Regions from separate parts of the Homo sapiens genome. Here region 2 is linked to region 1. A link is a loop called in an ENCODE intact Hi-C map of the cell type or tissue named here. Cell type or tissue: CD4-positive, alpha-beta T cell. All regions are shown on one strand. Links, peaks and the distances in the headings refer to the core of each region. The heading gives the core; the rest is flanking DNA.

The links. Hi-C counts contacts between places; a loop is a spot of excess contacts. Peaks named below come from ENCODE experiments on the same cell type or tissue, not always from the same donor. Only the 100,000 strongest peaks of a DNase experiment are listed, where the experiment ranks them.
Region 2: it touches region 1 in a loop (2.4-fold over the local background); 10 of 110 quality-filtered maps call a loop at or near these places.

What each region holds. Positions count from the first base shown.
Region 1 is chr3:49,026,636-49,031,938 of GRCh38, forward strand. IMPDH2 (inosine monophosphate dehydrogenase 2) reads right to left here and starts at 2,763. Exons shown (of 14, transcript NM_000884.3): 1 at 2,618-2,763; 2 at 2,123-2,171; 3 at 1,796-1,897; 4 at 1,613-1,687; 5 at 1,075-1,281; 6 at 325-412; 7 at 52-251. The coding sequence starts at 2,715. QRICH1 (glutamine rich 1) reads right to left here. Exons shown (of 10, transcript NM_198880.3): 10 at 3,072-4,009. The coding sequence ends at 3,817. RefSeq lists enhancers at 1,896-2,498, 2,499-3,100, 2,554-2,763. In CD4-positive, alpha-beta T cell, for the core only: no CTCF peak of the experiment used is centred there; a DNase peak (open chromatin) is centred at 2,846; H3K4me3 peaks cover 1,197 bases; H3K27ac peaks cover 3,043 bases.
Region 2 is chr3:49,163,378-49,168,713 of GRCh38, forward strand. CCDC71 (coiled-coil domain containing 71) reads right to left here and starts at 2,954. Exons shown (of 2, transcript NM_022903.4): 1 at 2,890-2,954; 2 at 1-883. The coding sequence starts at 831. RefSeq lists enhancers at 1-480, 3,026-3,095, 3,116-3,235 and silencers at 2,716-2,775, 2,796-2,875. In CD4-positive, alpha-beta T cell, for the core only: no CTCF peak of the experiment used is centred there; DNase peaks (open chromatin) are centred at 2,594 and 2,964; H3K4me3 peaks cover 1,673 bases; H3K27ac peaks cover 871 bases.

The sequences.
Region 1 (5,303 bases), core at 1-5,000:
GTGATGTGGCAGCTGCCCCTATTGCCCCAACCCACCTGTGTAGCAGCTCACCAAAACCACTACATCCACACCAGCCTGGGCGAGCAAGTCCAGCCTATACTTGTCATCCTCATGAGTGCCAATGGCTGCCCCACACAGCAGCTGTTTCTTGGCATCTTTGGAGGCTAGTGGGTAGTCCCGATTCTTCTTCAGGTCTGTCCGGGCAATGATGGCCACAAGCTCATCATCTTCATTTACAATGGGCAACTTTCCTGTGGTCAGGGCAGGACATGAATCAGGACCCTAGGCATTAGTTCCAGGCCCTTTCCCAGCTCTAGGACTTACCCTTCTTGCTGCGCTGCAGAATTTCATTTGCCTCCTTCAGTGTGATGCCTGCAGGGGCTACCACCAAGTCTTCCCTCTTTGTCATTATCTACGTGGGAGGTGAGATGTGAAGAAGGGCCAGTCATCGACTATGACCAGTTAACTCTTTTCTTTCCTTCCCAAGTAGCTGAGCTCAGAGGCACGCGCCACCACACCCAACTAATTTTTTGTATTTTTAGTAGAGACGGGGTTTCACCATGTTGGCCAGGCTGGTCTCAAACTCCTAACCTCATGATTTGCCTGCCTCAGTCTCCCAAAGTACTGAGATTACAGGGGTGAAGTTCTATGGACCACCACGTTCATACATTCACACCCAAAACACCCTTCCTCAAGGGATCCCAATAATTCTTAGCAGTATGGTATTGAGTGAGGGATGAGTAGAAAGGACAACATGGCACAGGGAGCACCCTCTTACACTATGGAATAAGGAGGACAACACAGGAACAATGGCAAGAAAATCAGGGCAGACCTCAAGCACTGCCCCTACCTTAGGGGTTTAAAAGAACAAAGCATGAATACTAGCAAGCATTTGGGCAGTTTGAAAGCCTCTGGTGGGGAAAGGATGCAGGAACCCAATAAAGGAGTCAGAAACTTGGTTTGACACTCCTTTCCCAGAGAGAAGAGGCTATCAGAGATGTCTTAGACAACAGAAGCCCCTTGTCTTCAACCTGGGCTGCTAGAGCTTGGATCTACTCTGCCAGTGGCACCCACCTCTTCCAAGAAACAGTCATGTTCCTCCTCTTTGAGAAAATCAATGTCCCTGGAGGAGATGATGCCCACCAAGCGGCTCCCCATCCGGCCTGTGTCTGTGATTGGGATACCGCAGAAACCATGCCGGGCCTTGGCCTCAAAAACATCCCGCACGCGATCCTTGGGGCTGAGGACCACAGGGTCTGTGATGAATCCCTGTTCATATTTCTGGAAAGGGATGGTGAGAAAGGGCATCGCATCTTTGAACTACTTTCATCAGGCTCTTGATCTGAAGCATGGGGTCTCTGCTTATCGATCCCTTTGGCAGTGCCACAAGACCAAATCACACCAACACATCTTAGAGACATGGGTAGGCTGGAGGCACTGTACACCTGGTCTATTGCTGCTGCTTTAAGAAACAGAATCTCAGGGTCTTCTCAGTAACTGAACCCCATGGTGGGAAGAAAGAATACTAAATTAGAATAAACCCCTACTCCCACCCCACCCCACCTCAGTGCAATTCCCAGGAGCGCTTGCTAATGATCGTTGCCCTTCTGACCTTCACTTTCCGAACTTCATTGGCCTGGAATTCAGGTGTACAGTTGTGGTGGATGAAGCCAATACCGCCTGTAAGCTACAGGATAAAAAGAGACTACTACTAAGTGACAAGAAGCAGGACTGAATGCCTTTGGGGAAAGGCGATGGAGTCCTTGCTCCTTCCCCCACACCCCATGGGGCTCACCGCCATTGCTATGGCCATCCCAGCCTCTGTGACTGTGTCCATGGGAGAGGAAACCAGTGGGGTCTTAAGAGTGATTTTCTTGGTCAGAGCAGAAGTCAGGTCCTGAGGAGACAAACGTCAACCAGTGTGGGAAAGCATCCCTTACACCTCAAGGTGTTACTGAGTCCCCCACAAAAAGGCACTTTTGTATGACCTGCATGCTAACAAGCAACATGATCCTATAAAATCCACCCCCAAGCCCAATCTGGTGAGTTAGCCCAGAGACCAGGTGATAGTAGCACCTTAGCTCACCTTGATGTTCAGGACCCAATTCCTGATCATACTCACCACCTGGTCTGCAGTGAAGTCGATGTACCCAGGGAGAATGAGAAAGTCACTGCGAGGGAAGGGAGTGAATTGGGAGTAAAGCTCTCAGCTTAGGGCAGCATGAGACTCCATCCCCATGTACCAATCAACCCGTAACGCATGTGAGCAGAGAGTGGCACTGACAGAGTCTGTGTGTCACAGGCACAGCACAAGGTGGAAATGGGTACAGGGGACCTTTTCTGCCACCGAGCTGTCATCAGTGCTCCTGGCACCCTGACAATTCCATGTGTCTGGAGCATGGAATCTCCGGCCTGAGATTCCAAGCACTACTGAGATGCTTCTCCGTACCCCAAGCACCGCTCCAGATGTCTCAAAGTGAGCCCCGGAGGTGGGTGGCCAATTCCCGAAACCTGTCCCCCACGCCCACGCCCAAGGCGGCTCTCGGAAGCCCCCATCTGGCCTTTTCCCCAGGGTGCCGCCCCTCTCTTCGCCCAGGTGAGCCCCATAGGCCCGCACTTGTAGGTGAGGCCGTCTCCGCAGTTGAAGAGCTGCTGTGCTGTGAGTCCGTCGTCTGGCACGTAGGACGTGCCCCCACTAATCAGGTAGTCGGCCATGGCCAACACAGGACACCGCCGCGTGTCTCCGAGGACCGCGCCGCAGAGACCTCTGCCGTCTGGGCCGCGCCAATATAAACCAGCCGATTTCGTCACTGCGCTGCGCGCGACGCTGACGTCAGGGCGTAGTGCGCGCGGGCGGAACCTACCCGCCTCGCTGCGGCGGGGGCGGAGCTGGCGCTGAAGAAACAGCGCATGCGTATAGCACATAGTGGCCTTGTCACTGAGGAGCTGCCACTTCACGTCCCACCCCACACTCCCCGCAGGACCTCGGCCAGTTCAATTAACAGGCAAGGGTTTACTTCTACTGTCCCGCCGGGCTCCTCCCCAAAATAAAGAGACGTTGTTCACTAACATGTTGAAAAGACGTGCTTGTCATTCTTAATAAACAACTAGAGTAAGAATACATAAGAGAAACAGAGTGGTATCTTTATATGATACACAAGTGTATGTTACAAGAATTCCATCAGGCACAGGAGCCTCAGGTTTTAAGGCCTCAATGTTAGGCCAACAAAAAAAAAAAAGGCATGGTAAAGTTTTTACTTTTACATCTAAAATGTCACTTGTCATAAAGGAGGGTGTAATAGAAATTGTCTTTAATAAATCATAATTGAAGTTCCCCTCATTTTTCTTCCATTAAGATGCTAAGTTTATGTCTGATCATGAAGAAAGAAAAGAACATCGTTCCCCTGTGGTCAGCAAAGTCTGTCAGCCCAGTGGAAGTCGGCTGGGGAGATTCCCTCCAGGGTCCATCCATCATTAATTCCATCTCTCTTGAAGATGGAAAGGGGCCACATTTCTTTTCACAGTCCAAGCCCTTTCCCCAGGCCCCAGACAAAAAAGAGTCAGCCAGCAACTTTCTAGGACATATGACACTCAAGGAAACCCAGAGCCACCATCGGCTGAGGAGTCTGCCGCAGCAGGTTTATGAAGATGCAAAGGGGGCAAAGTTTTCTTTTATATTTTAAACAGAAGCAGCCTGAAAGGCTTCGTAACTACACCAATAAAAAAAAGAAAAAAAAAAATGGAGGCCTCTTCTTTAGTGTGAAAGTCTGTCTGGTTTTTCCTGGCTGGTTTCTCTTGTGCCATGGCCAAGGCATCTCAGTGCATAGTGCTTGCATTGGCCACTGCGATGGCCTCCTGAATTTCTCTTATCACCAGGATCCGCGTCAGCATTTGTCCCATCTGCTCTCTGCTGATAGGCTGGACTGAGTACCAGATTGGGCTGTTGGGGGCCACCACTGGCTCAGGTGTCAGGTAAAAGGTGTCATTCCGGCCTTTCACACTCTGGGGGCTGAAGAATATGCGGATAAAAGTTGGGTACCACCAATATAACTTCAACCCTCCCACCCTGAACTTCCCAGACAGATGCTGTCTGCAAACAGTAAGGCCCCAAGTTATTGTGGCACAGCTACTGAATTCCATGCAGCCACCACACACTACATCCTGGTCCTCCTTTGGGACTACTGCAAATCCCCCAAATGTTGGGTTACTTCCCCTCTGCCCCTCCTTCCCACAAACCAGCTGTGATCCATCACTGACTGCACCAGCCTAGGGCTCTCATGGACTCATGTGAGTCTATCCTTATCCTACTTGAAGCCAGCTTCACTGCTCAAAGCGTCTATCTCCAAGTCTTTGCGCTTTTTTTTTTTTTTTTTTTGAGATGGCGTCTTGTCTCCAGGCTGGAGTGCAGTGAGGTGATCTCAGCTCACTGCAACCTCCGCCCCCTTGGTTGAAGCGATTCTCCTGCCTCAGCCTCTGGAGTAGCTGGAACCATAGGCACGAGCCACCAAGCCCAGCTAATTTTTGTATTTTTTAGTAGAGATGGGGTTTTTCCATGTTGGCCAGGCTGGTCTCGAACTCCTGACCTCAGGTGATCCACCCACCTTGGCCTCCCAAAGTGCTTGGATTACAGGCGTGAGCCACGGTGCCCAGCCTCATGTTGTGTTTTCTACCCAATAATGATGGCCATTACAGTGGGGCCCTAAACTTGGGTTCACCCCCCTCCCCCGAACTGTGCTGTACCTCTATTAAGTACTTGGCATGCTGTATCCTCTAACAGTTATTCATCCATCCATTCAAGATTTATTCAAGGGTTACTAGTGCCAGGTCAGCACTAGGTGCTGATATTTAAAAAAATGGGCAGGAAAAGTATTTCCTACCCATGGAGCTTACAGATAGGAGGGGACACAGGTAGCAATTAAAGTTAAACAAATACAAAATAAAAAACAGTGATAAGTGCTACCGAGGAAACAGTCACAGGGAAGAGGTGGGGAATCTGGAAATGCTTCCCTGATAAGCTGTGTTTAAGTTGAGAAGAGGCATAATATGATGTCCTTGAGTGGAGAGGAGCTAGTGTGGCTAGGGAACTAAGAGCTCCACAGACATGAGGTTAGCAAGGGGGAGTGCATCAAAGGAGTTGTCTGCCATAAAAGAATTACTATGTAATGAGAAACCATTGAAGGGGCAAAAGGGAGAAAAAGCTGAGAGGAGTCTCACCTAGATTAATGATGGCAGTGACAAAAGGTCAAGGTCAGGAAGCAGGGCCATGCTCAATATGTGATGAAGGTAGATTCTCTGTACCTTCA
Region 2 (5,336 bases), core at 1-5,000, 140 kb after region 1:
GCCCAGGGCAGAGCCCCCTTTCATTCGCCGGACACTGGGGGACCCAGTGGCTCTGTTGGTTTTGCTCTGGTGCCCAGAGCCTCGTCGGGGTCCAGCCCCAGGGCCTTTGCGAGTCAGACACTTGGGGCCCTTGCTTGTGGTTTTTCTGGGAGCTTTGGGCCGAGGGTTCCCCGGACCCTTCCCTGAACTTTTCCGCAGTTTCAGAGGAGAGTCTGCAAGTGAGAGCTGCAGTGACTGTGCCTTGTGCTTGGCACCCAAGCAGGGCATGGGAGTCTTAAGTGGAACCAGGGCCTCAAGGACAACAGAGAGCCGCATGGCAGGGTAGACACCTGGATAAAGGTGGGTGGGGAAGCCCACTGCTGCACCCCGGGCATGGCTGGCACTTGATTGCTTCAGAGAGCTCAGCAGCAGGTTGGTGGTAGCATGCTTGGCAAGGGCTGGTGTGGATGCTTTGGCCAGTCTGCCAGATAGCGGCATGGGAAGCAGTGTGGCCCGACCTGCAGGCAACCGCATGGCAGTTCGGGGAGCACTGGCTGGAGGTGATGTGGCAGTTGGGTTAGGGGCACGAGCTTGCAGTTTCGTCTGGCTTGGGGGATTAGCTGTGCATGAACTATAGCCATAGACATCACCACTGCGCAGGATGGTAGGTTGGAAGCCATCATCTCGCAGGCCCTGCAGGAAGGCCACAAGCTGGGCCTCTGTGGCACTGAGATCCTGGCTCATTGGGTTAAAGACAAGCAGTGCCTCTTCCAGGGCCTTCTTCCCTGCCGTGGAGATGCGCGACCAGGAGTGCACAGCTTTTTCCTCCACATGCTGAACCACCACACTCATGGCATTAGGCACTGCAGATCTGCCTGGGTATCCGCAAACCAGCGCTTGGCACCTCCAAGACAAGAGGAAAAGAGTCAATAAGAATGGCACTAAGACAAGGGGCCAGAACACATAGACAAGTCAATCAGTGCCCCAATCTCCATGACACTGAGGAATCTGGCCAGAGTGAGACACTTCCTGGTGTAAAACCCTGGTCTCCTGACCCTCTACCATGCTGGGGTGGGAGGAGAGGCTAAGGATCAGGGAGTTTCTTCAAGATACATGCTCAGAAATACCTCAGAGCCATCCAACCTGCTGCCGGGTCCCTGAAAAGATTTGAGCCTGGTACATTTTAATTCAACTCTGTATTTTCTGAAGCCAGAAACCTAGAATTACTCAGCTCTGGGAATACAGGCAATATCCCTGTCCTCAAGGAACCTAGGTTAGAAGGCCAGAAAAAGACACTGTTAAGATTCTTGGGAGTGAATGCTGGCATTCAGCTCAGTTTGCCAATGGGTCAGGAAAGGATTCCTGGGAGAGACAACACCTAGCTAGGATATGAGTGATGAATGAAAAATGATTAGATGGAAATGGAACAAAAAGGGGAATAGCTAATGCAATGGCTCCAAAGTGAGAAAGGGTTAAGGCATACTTGGTGTGGGATCTGGGATCTAGGTGAAAAAACAGGCGAGGATAGAGCAACAAAGAACCCTGAATGTTAGCCAAAGGGCCCAGACTTACACCCACTGTCCATGCCCATCTGTTTCTCCAGCTGCTGCTGTTCATGTGTGGAGCTGGAGTGGGGTGGGGGAATCTCCCTGCCCACCAGAAGTTCTGTTTTCAGTCTCTAGACAGGGTACTCAGCAACCCATTTTCTAGCTCCAGAGGCATGGAGACCTAATCAAGAGTCGGACTTTTCTTCAACAGAAACTAAAAAGCTGATGAGTAGCAGGTGCCAATGACATCTCTCTAGGCAACCAGGCAGACCAGGGACCAGGAAGCCAGACCAAGATCCCAAAGTTTAAGGACAATGGGAGCCAAAGGCTGCAAGTAGGATGGTGAGTCAAGGGGACATTAGCGGTATGCACTGTCCTACCTAAGACTTGGAGGGCCACAGACCTCAGTACAGCCCAGATGGAGGTGACTGAGAACACCTAACTACTCCCAGACTTCTTTAAAGAAGCTGTGGACATCAATCATAACTAACATCTAATACCCAACCCAACACTGAGGGTTCCCAGAAGCAAGAGGCAGCTCCCCAGCTGCACCAGAGCATTAAAAGATCAGCCAGGATCAGGCAGGTCCCTCGGGCCATGAGGCCCGTCTGTGTAGTTTCTTCCCACCGCTCTAATGCAGCAGATGAAGTCTTCAGAATACCCTGGAGGAAATGCCCTAGGGCTCTTTGTTTGGAAACATTCTTGGATCCTCAGGTGTCTTGGGCACTTCCCCTCCCCAGAGACCGTTCTCCAAGCACAATCCTTGCACATGACTTTAGTTCTTTATTAATGTTTTTTGAAGGGATGTAGTTCCCAGAGCTGTGAACTGTAGAAGAGAGAGGGACCTATTTCCCACCCTCACACGCGCCCCAGCGCAAATATTTGGGGTGACCTGGGGGCTCTTCCACCCAGGTTAGGCTGGGCTCTTGGGAGGGGTTTTCTGGGCTTTCGAGAAGCTTCGGAAACAGAGGCTCCTGCCCGGCCTCCGACTTCCCTTCACACGTGCCCCCGGGGAAGGCAGGAGAAGTTGACGGAAGATAGGGCGTGAGAGAGGCGCCACACAGGCAGACCGGGGGAGGGGGCAGATCGGGGCCCTCAGGCTGGGAATGCACGTCCTTAGGGCCCAAGCCGTGAGGCGGGGGTCACTGAGGCAGCGAAATGTACAGGGTGAACGGTGCTAGCCCTACCGGGACCGCACAGCCCCAGGGTGGGGTCGCTGGGCGCGGGGTGGGGGTGGGGTGGGGGGTCTCGGCCAGGCCGGCGGAGGACGCGGGTCCGGGAAGAGTTGGCCGCTTGCCCGTCCGCCCTGCCGCCTCGCGGGCCGCCCCTCCGCGGCGCGGCTAGGCCCGCGGCTCCAACCTACCGGCGCCGCCGCGGGGACCCAAGACGCGCCTCTGCGCCGCCTCCGCTGCTCCAACATGGCCGCCCGCTGCGCGCCGGAAGTGCACTGCGCTTCCGCTTCCGGGACCCAGCCCGCCCTACCGACCCTTGACCCCTGAGACCCCATTTCCCCACAAAGTCTGGGGGCGGAGCAGATTGGGTACCAAGGAGGACTGCCTGGAGGTGGTGGCCGCGGTGACTGCTCCAAACCCGTTCGGCCCTGTGCAGAAGTCTGAAGAACAGAGGTGCCCTCTGACGCGGCCCCAGGCAAGGACTCACTAGAGCCCGGCCAAGACTGGATTAGGGGTCATCTGACACCTTTTCTGAGGGGAGCTAGTGGTGCATTGACATCTGGGAGGGGCTCCTGACAAGGTTCAGGCCATCTTCCACCCTCTGATCTATCTTTAGCCACTGACAATGCCCACTTCAGTCCCAGACACCTGACCAGAGGGTGAAAGAGGAGTGCCTCCTGACAGGGAGTCTCAGGTGATCTCCTTTGTTTTGCAGTAAGGGTATCTTCTCCGAGGACAGCAGGCCTTCCTCTCTTCCTGAGAATAGGGCCTGTGGCACATGGCATGAAAGGCTGGTGTGCACGTGATCACAAGTGGTGCACGCAAGCCCAAGCGCACATGGAGTCTGGGGGCTCCAGTATACCACTGTGGGCCTGAGTATACTTGCTCAGGCAGGTGGGGGCAGGTATAGTCACTGGCCCAGCCTCAGCCCCTCAATGGAAGGAAGTCCTGCTTCCAGTCTTAACACTGCCCAGAACCCCTTTCCTTTTGCCTAGGAGTCTGGGACCTCAGTCTTTTTATCCATGCTCTTGGGCTAGTACGGGGTGGTGGTTATAGGACACAGGTCAAAATCAACCCTAGGGGTCTGTGACTTCAGTGAGAGGTCAGAGTGGTCTCCACAGCTCTGACCAAAGGTCCCATTAGTCAGAGGTTTGCAAGTCCAGGTTGGGAACCATCCTGGGAGCCCTGGTTTCATGGATGAGGTAGTGGGGGCATTTGCACTAGGGTCAGAGCCTGAGCCAGGAGGCAGAAATATTGCCACAACTCTTGGACTCTGACCCTTGCAGTGGTGCCTTATTTGGTAGTTGGGGTCAGGTGGAAGCCTATTGGCAATCACAGGAGGGTGGCGGGATGCTTCATTTAGGGACTGGGTACTAGCCCTTTTTCCTGCCCTTTTTCCAACCAGGATCCTCTGGTTGCTCTGTATTTTCCCTGCTTATACAGAGGGGTCCAGGCACTCCTAAAGACAAGTGCCTAGTCCACCCAGCAGTGCCATAGGCCTCATCTGGTGCCTCTTAGCTTCCCAGGGCCTCAGCACTAATGGTGAGGTCCTCGCTGCTTTTAAGTATAGCCAAGGTATCTAGCAGGAACTGCAAAATCTCCTGTTCCTCTGGGGTCAGTGCTTCTAGCCTTTTTTTCCTGGTGGAGAGAAAGCAAGAGTAGGGTCCCAGGGGCCAGGATCTCATGGGGTGCAGTCAGGAAGCCCCACCTTGGTGCCCCCAGTCCCCAGCTGTGGGTGAGTCCAGTCTCTGGCCGTCCATGGTTGAAGATTGACTGTTCACTTATTCAGGACCGATTCAACCAGTTACCTTCTGCAGCTTCTCCAAAGCCGGCAGTGTTGGCCTCCTGTGTGCAGGTGGGCCATGGCTGTGCAAACAGAAACCCCTTCCATGGAGAGCCAGAGCCCATCCTCCAGGGATAGCAACAGTACAGTTATATCCAGACCCCTCTCTGGTGATGTTCAGCTCAGAAGTTAGGGCAAATGGAAAACCAGGAAGGGTAGGTCCATCCTCCGGCTGTGCTGTGTCCCTTCCAGACATGAGAACTGGGGAAATGATAGAGATTAGGGATAAGGATCATGGGGGTACCTAGCTCCCTTTGGGGGTGGTAGGGCCGAACTTTTTGCCTCCTGGTGCCCAGTATGCCCTAGATGGAACTCTTTGGGAGCGCTCATCAGAGTGCAGTCTGACTTGACCTGGACTCTAGTGGCTGCTGAGCCTACAGGCACAACTGGGACCAGACAGGATGAGATGGGAGAGAACACAGGGTGATCCCAGGACCCAATCTTTGCTTTCCATTTGGCATCTTATATGGTTCTTTTTTTCCTTCTTCTTCCTTTTTTTTTTTTTTTTTTTTTTTTTTGAGACAGTCTCCTTTGTTGCCCAGGCTGGAGTGCAGTGGCGTGATCTCAGCTCACTGCAACCTCTGCCTCCCAGGTTCAAGCAATTCTCCTACCTCAGCCTCCAGAGTAGCTGGGACTACAGGCGCCTGCCATCACACCTGGCTAATTTTTGTATTTTTAGTAGAGGTGGGGTTTCACCATGTTGGCCAGGCTGGTCTCAAGCTCCTGACCTCAAATGATCCACCCACCTTGGCCTCCCAAAGTGCTGGGATTACAGGCGTGAGCCACTGTGCCTGG